Regions from separate parts of the Homo sapiens genome. Here region 2 is linked to region 1. A link is an interaction called in ENCODE POLR2A ChIA-PET data of the cell type or tissue named here. Cell type or tissue: CD4-positive, alpha-beta T cell. All regions are shown on one strand. Each heading gives the region's core, and the rest is flanking DNA. Links, peaks and the distances in the headings are about the cores only.

Evidence for each region. Peaks named below come from ENCODE experiments on the same cell type or tissue, not always from the same donor. Only the 100,000 strongest peaks of a DNase experiment are listed, where the experiment ranks them.
Region 2: POLR2A ChIA-PET joins it to region 1 with 5 read pairs; 8 of 35 experiments call an interaction of 5 or more read pairs at or near these places.

The regions. Positions count from the first base shown.
Region 1 is chr13:29,951,931-29,956,328 of GRCh38, forward strand. No RefSeq gene overlaps it. Among named protein-coding and RNA genes, the nearest start is that of LINC00544, 18 kb to the left of the region's middle. In CD4-positive, alpha-beta T cell, for the core only: no CTCF peak of the experiment used is centred there; a DNase peak (open chromatin) is centred at 2,661; H3K4me3 peaks cover 1,053 bases; H3K27ac peaks cover 962 bases.
Region 2 is chr13:29,840,707-29,845,104 of GRCh38, forward strand. All of the region lies in intron 1 of UBL3 (ubiquitin like 3), which reads right to left. Among named protein-coding and RNA genes, the nearest start is that of UBL3, 7.7 kb to the right of the region's middle. In CD4-positive, alpha-beta T cell, for the core only: no CTCF peak of the experiment used is centred there; no DNase peak of the experiment used is centred there.

The DNA.
Region 1 (4,398 bases), core at 234-4,233:
ACCCTTCCTCAGCTTCCTATCCTAGCAACTTAGCTCAGCACGCCCCAGCCATTTCCATAGTATCTAAGGAACACCGAAAGGCAGGAGGCTCAGTTAAATTTTTATTAAACTCATCACTTTCTTTTTAATAAGGGATATTGAACCACACCCAGTATAAGCCTCACTCCAATTTAGTGATTCAGTACAGCACTGCTTGATGTGACGAAGGCCTTCTTGACTCTAAGGTTTAGGAGAATTTCATGGAAGAGGAAATTAGGCTCACTCTGTCCACCCCAAGTGGTAAAGATGTTGAGAATTCTCATCCCAGGGTTTGGAACAGCCTGCACAGCTAAAATAAAGTAGAAAGAAAACCCATTTCCTATTTACCATTTTTATTTCTTCAGAGAGTTAAACATATCTATTTTCTCGCCCTCCAAGTTTTTTCTCTATTATTTCAGAGAACGCCCTCATGTCTTATTACCAGATAAGACACAGCCCTTGCAGACTCCTAAAGACAAGCGGCCTCATTGTGCAGGATGTCCTGTTAGTTTTAGGCTTCTGAGGAGACAAGCTGGGCAAGGGATTGTATTAGCACACACATTGCTCCACCCAGCCTTTCTTTGAATTTTTTTTTTTTTCATTCAAAGTCTCCAAAGGCTGAAACAGAGACTATAGGTCTCAGGAGAACATCCGTAATACCAATTCCTTCAGTGGCAGTAGGTTAGAGTGATTGTAGTAGAAGCCACACGATCTTTAAAAATAATTGCTTTGACAATGATGGATATAGGAATGGACAACAAAATCTGCCCTCCTGTTACCTTCTTGCAAGTATTTGCTGGTTTAGATAACTTGCAAGTTATTTTCCCCAGGCCTGGTTGGTCTCAGCCAGGAAAAACCTACTCACAGCAATGGCTCTGGCCATACTGCTTAGAAATTGCTGGTGCCAAGGGATGTGATGATGGTCTATGTGCTTTTCTCAACATCGTTTTTTATGCCAACATATCAGAAAGATAATATTCTTGTCCTGGTGTGCTTAGAAAGTAACTCTAGCAACTAAACTATAATGATGAGTACAGTAAATGGGTCACCCCTTTCTTTAAAGAGAAAATTGCTCAAAGTTCTCTGGGAAGTATGGGGGTTTTCCATGACTAGAATGAATCCATGGTTTTCTTAAGAAAAAAATCTAAAGAAATACAACATAAAGCATGCAAGGAGTCTATGCATTTCATGGCAATCTTAGCTCGTTCTGGGAAACAACTGTTGTTAGTAAAGCCTCATACGATGCATTCATTCAGCCATTCAACAAATATTAATTAGGAATTGACTTCTTCCACAGTTTGTGCTTGGTACTAGGTAAAATTAAAAAAGAAGCAGAGCCTGTAATCCTAGCACTTTGGGAAGCTGAGGCCAGGGGATCACCTGAGATTAGGAGTTCGAGACTAGCCTAGCCAACAATGCAAAACTCCATCTCCACTAAAAAAAAAATACAAAAATTGACCAGGCATGGTGGCAGGTGCCTATAATCCCAGCTACTCAGGAGGCTGAGGCAGGAGAATCACTTGAACCCTTGATGGGGTGGTGGGGGAGAGGTTGCAGTGAGCTGAGATTGCACCACTTCACTCCAGGCTGGGCGAAAGAGCAGAACTCTGTCTCAAAAAAAAAAAAAAAAAAAAAAAGCAGAGATGTTGTCTCAACCCAAGCTGGGCTGCTGAAACTGAGGACCTTACATTCCAGTGGGCAGGCACCGGGTACAGAGGTAGAGCTTGGGTTCCAGTGACAAGCCAGAAACTAGCTTGGGATGACTCTGAAGAATACCCTTACGTCAATATAGCTGGTATTGTACCAACACATTTAGGTCCAGAAATTGATTGCGCAATGGCATAACGGGGGAGATCTGCTTTAATTGCCATCAGTTCTGTTTTCAAAATATCTGGACTTTTTCTTCGGCCAAAAGCTCATGTGATCCAACAGAGTAATGCAGTCGCTTTAAAAAGCGAATGTAATTGTAAGCTCCATTAAATAAAAATACCGTGTCCAGATAATAAGTAACAGTAACACTATATGCTGGTCAGATGATAATTGGAAAATAATGTTCGCTACAAGGCATTATAATTAAGATGTCTCATTTAGAAAGGCAGGGTGGAGGTGCTGAGGGCTTTAGAAACGGTTCCTGATCTAGGCTGGCCGGAGGCTCTGAGTGTGTTTAGCTTGGAAGAGAGAAAACAAGGAACTATCTTCCTGTCTTCAAATATTGGAGGAGGTGTTGTGAGGACGAAGGAATAAATCGGTTTTATTTTAGGACAAGACAGAAGAGGAGCAAAGAGTGAGTAAATGTCAAGGGAAAGACAGAGGAAGTAAATAAGGAAGGAAGTGGCAAGGAGGTTGATTTTGAGTTCAATAGACGAAAACAACTTGCTGAAAAAAGCTTTCTAACAAACTAAAGTGCTCAGAATTGGAAATGGCACTCTCCAACAATGGAGAGGTCACTGTCACTTCTCAGAATGTAAGCTACATGGTCATTTGTCAAGGACCTTGAGTTCCAGCATCAGGTAGAATGTTAGCTGTCTAAGTTCTCATTCATCTACAGGACACGGGGCTTCTGCGATGGGCCGGGCTTGTCCTGCGGAGACTGTCGCCAAGGCAGGAAGTGGAACACAAGTACGTGGGCTCCTTGAGCAAAGTGCTGTTAAACAGATGGGACACTCTAGATGCATTAGTTAAAGCCAAGCATGTTTCTAGACACTTCTAGAGAAGGAAACTTTCCCTAACGTCACAGCGGGGTCGGGGGTAAAATGGGCGGGTCTTCGTGAGAAGTGAGCTCCTTCTATGACAGGTATGAAAGAGAAAGCTCGCTGGTTCCAGGTGACAGCTCCCATCGAAAATTCCAGGAGCTGCTCTGGAGGAAATGGTGCTGAGATTTGCAAAGGGCAAAGAACAAATGATGCAAGAGACGGAGGAAATATGGACTCGGCCCAAACACAGTCCCGTCAGGGGCCGTCTGTGGGAATGTGCCGCTGTTCTTGTGCTATTTCAGCGCAAAATATTTAGGAAATAGAGAGACACACAGAATGGCAATTCAAACTGATTCATCTACCTGATTTAAAAAAATAAAATATTGCTTCAGCTTAGTCCAAAATGTAACACATGGAGGTATAACCTTTTAGTTAAAAAATCATTCTTTTTCTTACCATACTGAGAGATCTTTGCCGGTAGAGAAAATGTCCTGTTTATTTTGGTATCCCTAGAGTTTAACATAGAGTCTACATATAGCAAAAGTTTCAATAAACATTTAGTATACCAAACAGAAATGTGATTTTTGGATGGCAGAGGGGTTGAGATATCTGGGCAAGAACAAAGTGTGATTTTCACTTTCTCTGGTCTTCTGTTGTCCCAGCAAAACCTCCCTCTGCTCCAAGGACAGCAGGATGCCCTGAGCTCTTGGTTGCAGCACAGCGTCCTCTAGCCCCCTCCATGGCACCCTCAGCTGACTTACTCACTCATGCATTCAGCAAATGTCCTTTGAGCCCCTACCATGTGCTAGGCTCCATGCCAGGGCTGGGTTATAGTGACAGAAAGACCAGTAGGATCCCTGCTTCCTGCAACTCTTCCTCTGAGTCTGCATTGGTGGGAGTGATGGCATTGGGAGTTGAGTACCTGGCATCAATTAAACAGAAAAAAAAAGTTTCTTTTAAAAATTTCCAATGGAGATGTGAAAGTATATATATATATTTTTTGAGACGGAGTTTCACTCTTGTTTCCCAGGCTGGAGTGCAGTGGTGTGATCTTGGCTCACTGTAACCTCTACCTCCTGGGTTCAAGTGATTCTCCTGCCTCAGCCTCCCAAGTCACTAGGATTACAGGTGCCCACCACTATGCCCGGCTAAGTTTTTTTATTTTTAGTAGAGATGGGGTTTCACCATGTTGGCCAGGCTGGTCTCGAACTCCTGACCTCAGGTTTTATCCACCCACCTCAGCCTCCCAAAGTGCTGGGATTACAGACATGAGCCACCTGGCCCGGCTGTGAAAATATTTTTTTAAAGAACTCTATTCGATAACCTCTGTGATTTGGTATTTATTTGATCCCAAAACATATCCAGATAACAAGTATAAACACAAACAAACAAACAAAAAACACTATGCCCAGAAATACTGATCAATCAGAAGAGGAGTTGATCCAAGCTTTAAGCACTTTTTTTATGTTAAAAAAGTCAGGTGCGGTGTCTCACGCCTGTAATCCTAGCACTTTGGGAGGCCGAGGTGGGTGGATCACCTGAGGTCAGGAGTTCAAGACCAGCCTGACCAACATGGTGAAATCCTGTCTCTCCTAAAAACACCAAAAATTAGCTGGGCATAGTGGTGTACACCTGTAATCCCAGCTACTCAGGAGGCTGAGACAGGAGAATCACTTGAACCCAGGAG
Region 2 (4,398 bases), core at 272-4,271, 110 kb before region 1:
TTGACAGAGCAACTACATTACTAAGAGTTTTGTCCTAAGGGAATAATCAGACAAGGCACAGAGATATGTTTAAGAATATCCATTATGTCATTGTTTGTAATAGCTTCTAAATGCTCATGAATATGGAATTCGCTAAATAATTTATATACATCTATCATAATCGGTTCAAAATTATAATACGGTTCTATACTTATTTGCATAGATAGATGTTCATAATATAGGCTGAGCTTTAAATATGTAAGGAGGCAGCTTTAGGCTAAACTTGATTTAACATGACAATGAGAATAGCAGGATACAAAAGCAAGACTATTTCTAAGGCAAAGAAAAACACTAATTTTATATGAAAGTAAAGAAAAACATATATCATAAGAACATTTTGTCTAGACACAATAAATTGCCATCTTAAGTACATAAACAAAAATGTTAATGTCAAACTTCAACAATTTTCTTCAGCAGAAAGAACATTTTCTTCTCAAAATCTAGTCAGAAAATTACCCAAATATATATTTACTTAAGACCAAAAATGCTACTAGATTTGACCAACCAATAGAGAATCTCTCTCTCTCTCTCTCTCTCTCTACATATATATATGCAGTTAAAAGTATGGAGACAAAAACAAAATGCCCCGAAATCACTAAATCCTTTACAAGTCAATCTATTTGTTACATATATATATAAAGCATTCAAAGTAGTACTTTTTAAGAAAAATCCACTGTGTAACAAATATATACATAAGAAGACTCAAAGTTCCAACAAGTTTAAAGGAAACTCCCTTTAATTTTACCAATTAGTAAGACAACCAACCTTAATTAAAATCATTCCAATCCAGATGTTACATAGTTTATTACAAAGATATATGAAGTAGGTTTCATTTCTACCATGCTAGCTCAGACCAATCAGTAGGGACTCCCTGGAGCAAGGTATTGGGAAGGAATCTAAGGCATTCTTAGGATAATGTGCCTGAGGGATTCAGTAATGTTTGCTCAGTTACCGTTGTGGGGAGGGGTGTAGATGTTTATCACTATTGCCACCAGACCCAAACTCCTATTCTAGCTCAACTTCTTCCTCGCTATGTGATCTCAAACAAGTTCCTTACCCTCTCTGAACCTAGGCTGTGAGAAAGTAAAAATGAGCTCGGTTGATAATCAGACTGTGATATCTGAAAGATAGAAGACCAACAGGTAAAAAGTTTTTCCTATGGCCACACTGCAGCTCCAAAATGACCAACAATCTCCCATTCTGTAAGTGATTATGTTTTCTCACCAATGACTTTCCAAATCCCCTTCATTTATCCTGTCTCCTAAACAAAGACTGCTGAAAGACCCAATTACTAACCCACCTCCAGTTGATGTACGATAGCATTCAGTCCAGGAGTCCCTGCTTCCAGCACAGCCCAAACCCTACTGAAAACTCCTCCCATTCTCTTTCTTTTTTTTTTTTTTTTTTTTTTTTAGAGACAGAGTCTTACTCTGTCGCCCAGGCTGGAGTGCAGTGGCGCAATCTCAGCTCACTGCAACCTCTGCTCACTGCAACCTCCACCTCCTGGGTTCAAGTGATTCTCCTGCCTCAGCCTCCGGAGTAGCTGCGATTACAGACGCCTGCCACAATGCCCAGCTAATTTTTGTATTTTTAGTAGAGATGGGGGTTTCACCATGTTGGTCAGGGTGGTCTCGAACTCCTGACCTCAAGTGATCCACCCACCTCGGCCTCCCAAAATGTTGGGATTACAGGTGTGAGCCACCGTGCCCAGCCCTCCCATTCTCTTTTACTGACACTTGGCAGGATCTGGCATACGCTCTTCCTAGCTGCAAAACAGTCAACCTAACTTGTTTCACCACAGATGCATTCCTGGTGGTCTTCACCTGGTGGGTATTAAGAGTTTCTTTATCTATATACCAACCATATTTATCCAGGGTGACTGTAAGGATTAAATTAAATGCTATAATGTAAAATGCCAAGCATCTGCCTGGTACTAGAAAGTACACAACAAATATTAGTTCTCTCTCCTCTACGAGCTCAAAGTAAAGTTATGTGTAATTTTTTTATCACCTAAGCAGTTCTTCACTATCAAGAAACTGCATCTCTGCAAAACATAACTAACAGCCAGAAAATTAGCCCTCCTAAAAAGAGAATTCTAAGCAACCAAAACAGATATGATCAAGTCCATGAAACAAAAGATACTCACTTTACTGTGAGGTAACTCCTAAAATCCTACTCAGACACCATTTGCTCATTTTAAACACATATTATTTTTAATAAACTTTGGAAATATGGTTTCCACACCCATAGCAAATTAAAACCAGCAACTGTAAATGGTTAGGAATAAGTAGGCACACTGATCACAGGAAAAAACAGCTGCTCAACAAGGCAGGAGACAGAAAACTTCTAACTATCAAACACAAGAAGTTAAAATGCTCAGAAATCTTTAGTCATCTAGTGCAGTGGCTCCTACATTTTTTTGACTGAAGATCCCAAATATAAAATACTTGAGGCACATACCTATAGTATATGTGTTTTCATTTATAAACATACACATAGTATAAAACATATACTAAAAACAGAAATTAAAAGATTAAAATTTTGTTTTTACTTTACTATTTTAACTATCAACTATTTTAAATATTAACTTGTTTTAATCTTTCAATCACTAAAAATGCTATTACTATTAACATATTAGGTGAGCATTATTATTAAATATATCTCCATTTTTTTAAATCTTAGTTTCTTCTTTTGTGAAGTTCAATGTATTTTGCACTTGGTTTTAAGAGCTGTCATAAGTCATACCTGAAAAACTTATCTTACAAAGATGAGATCTATATAGAAGAACATGTCACTTACTAACTTACTAAATCATATTACTTTTTCATTCTATCACCAAATACGCAAACATTTTTATTCAAAGTCAGCTACCTGATGTCAATGTTATTAAAATTTTCTTTTTCCTGACTGCAATAAGAATGTTTACAAATTAAAATGTTTGGCTTTCCAATAAATGGTCCAAAGTCAATTAAAATTCATTGTAAGGAAGATTTTCAACAGACTGTAAATACTTCAACATGCTTTCAAAATGTTCTCCATAACATGTTTCTTTTGAAAAGCAGGTACTTTCTCACTTACTGTTTAAAATGTCGATTTTGCCTTGAAGTGACAACTTGGGGATTTTTTCCCAAACACATCCGCTAGATTTTTATTTTTGGTAGCCTCTTGTCATCACGGATAAGAACAGCATATAGAATACTCATCTTTTGTAATAAAAATGTGTGATTAATCTTTGAGTTCTACAACTCTTAAATGCTTTGACAGCAAACCTCTGTTCCCCATCTCAATAAGAAGTATCATAGATTCTTCTTTTAAAAAGTATTTTTAAAGGGACTATATAACAGAAAAACTGGAAAAACTCTGAGAAACTCATGGTGCTGTTGCTGGCATCTACATTCTAGAATTCACACATCTTCCCTCAGCAAACCACACTCTCAGTGACCACCTGAATGCAGGTGGACCTAGGAGAACCTCACAGCCAATTCACATAGTATGAATAGAAAAGCTCAATTCTTTTCCCTTTTGGGGGACAAAATAAACAAACAGAAGTTCTCATATTTACTTCTCAAAATTGACTTGCTTCACCTCATTTTGTAAATTACTGATCTAGTGAAGGGGCATAAAGCTTCACAATCTATATTAGGTGCCGAGGGTATTATAGTTGTAGCTTATGCCTGTTAATACTACTACCATATTACACAGACAGGTACCCAATAAACACTGATTGAATGCAAGCAATATTATTCAAATCATAGCTCTAAGTCATCAAAAATAAGTTAAATTATGCATAGTATATTTCATTTAAGCAAATGCAATGGTAATCCAACATTGTTAGATTGGGCTATCTTAACACTCAACCTCCAAGTATTCAGAAAATTTACTGGTTCGGAATGACTTATTACCCAAGGTTTCCAGGTTACCATGAATTCTACAGTCACTCTTCATTTTTCCCTCCCAGAATAAGATGACTTAGAAAATCAAAGAGCACATTTACTAAGTATATGCTTCAGTCTCCTAAAACATATTTAATGTTCTATATTGTGAAAACTATTAGCACCATCAGTATTTTATCCACTAATTTAAAATAACTTCAAGTTTTAATACTATAAATATATATTTTTCATATTCCAAGTGATAACAGAAGCAGACATTATAGACTTCATATTTAACACCACTATTACTACGGAACAATATTTATTTTTTTCTGTAAGTAACGAAGACAGTAATAGTTTGTGAGTCAAGAAAGTCACTCAACAATTTCTGAATGTCTAAAAAATATCAGAGGTGAAATAAAAGTGATACTATATCCATAGAAATTTGATACCTGTGTAAGAGGAATGTCAAAAGCACTAAAGAAAA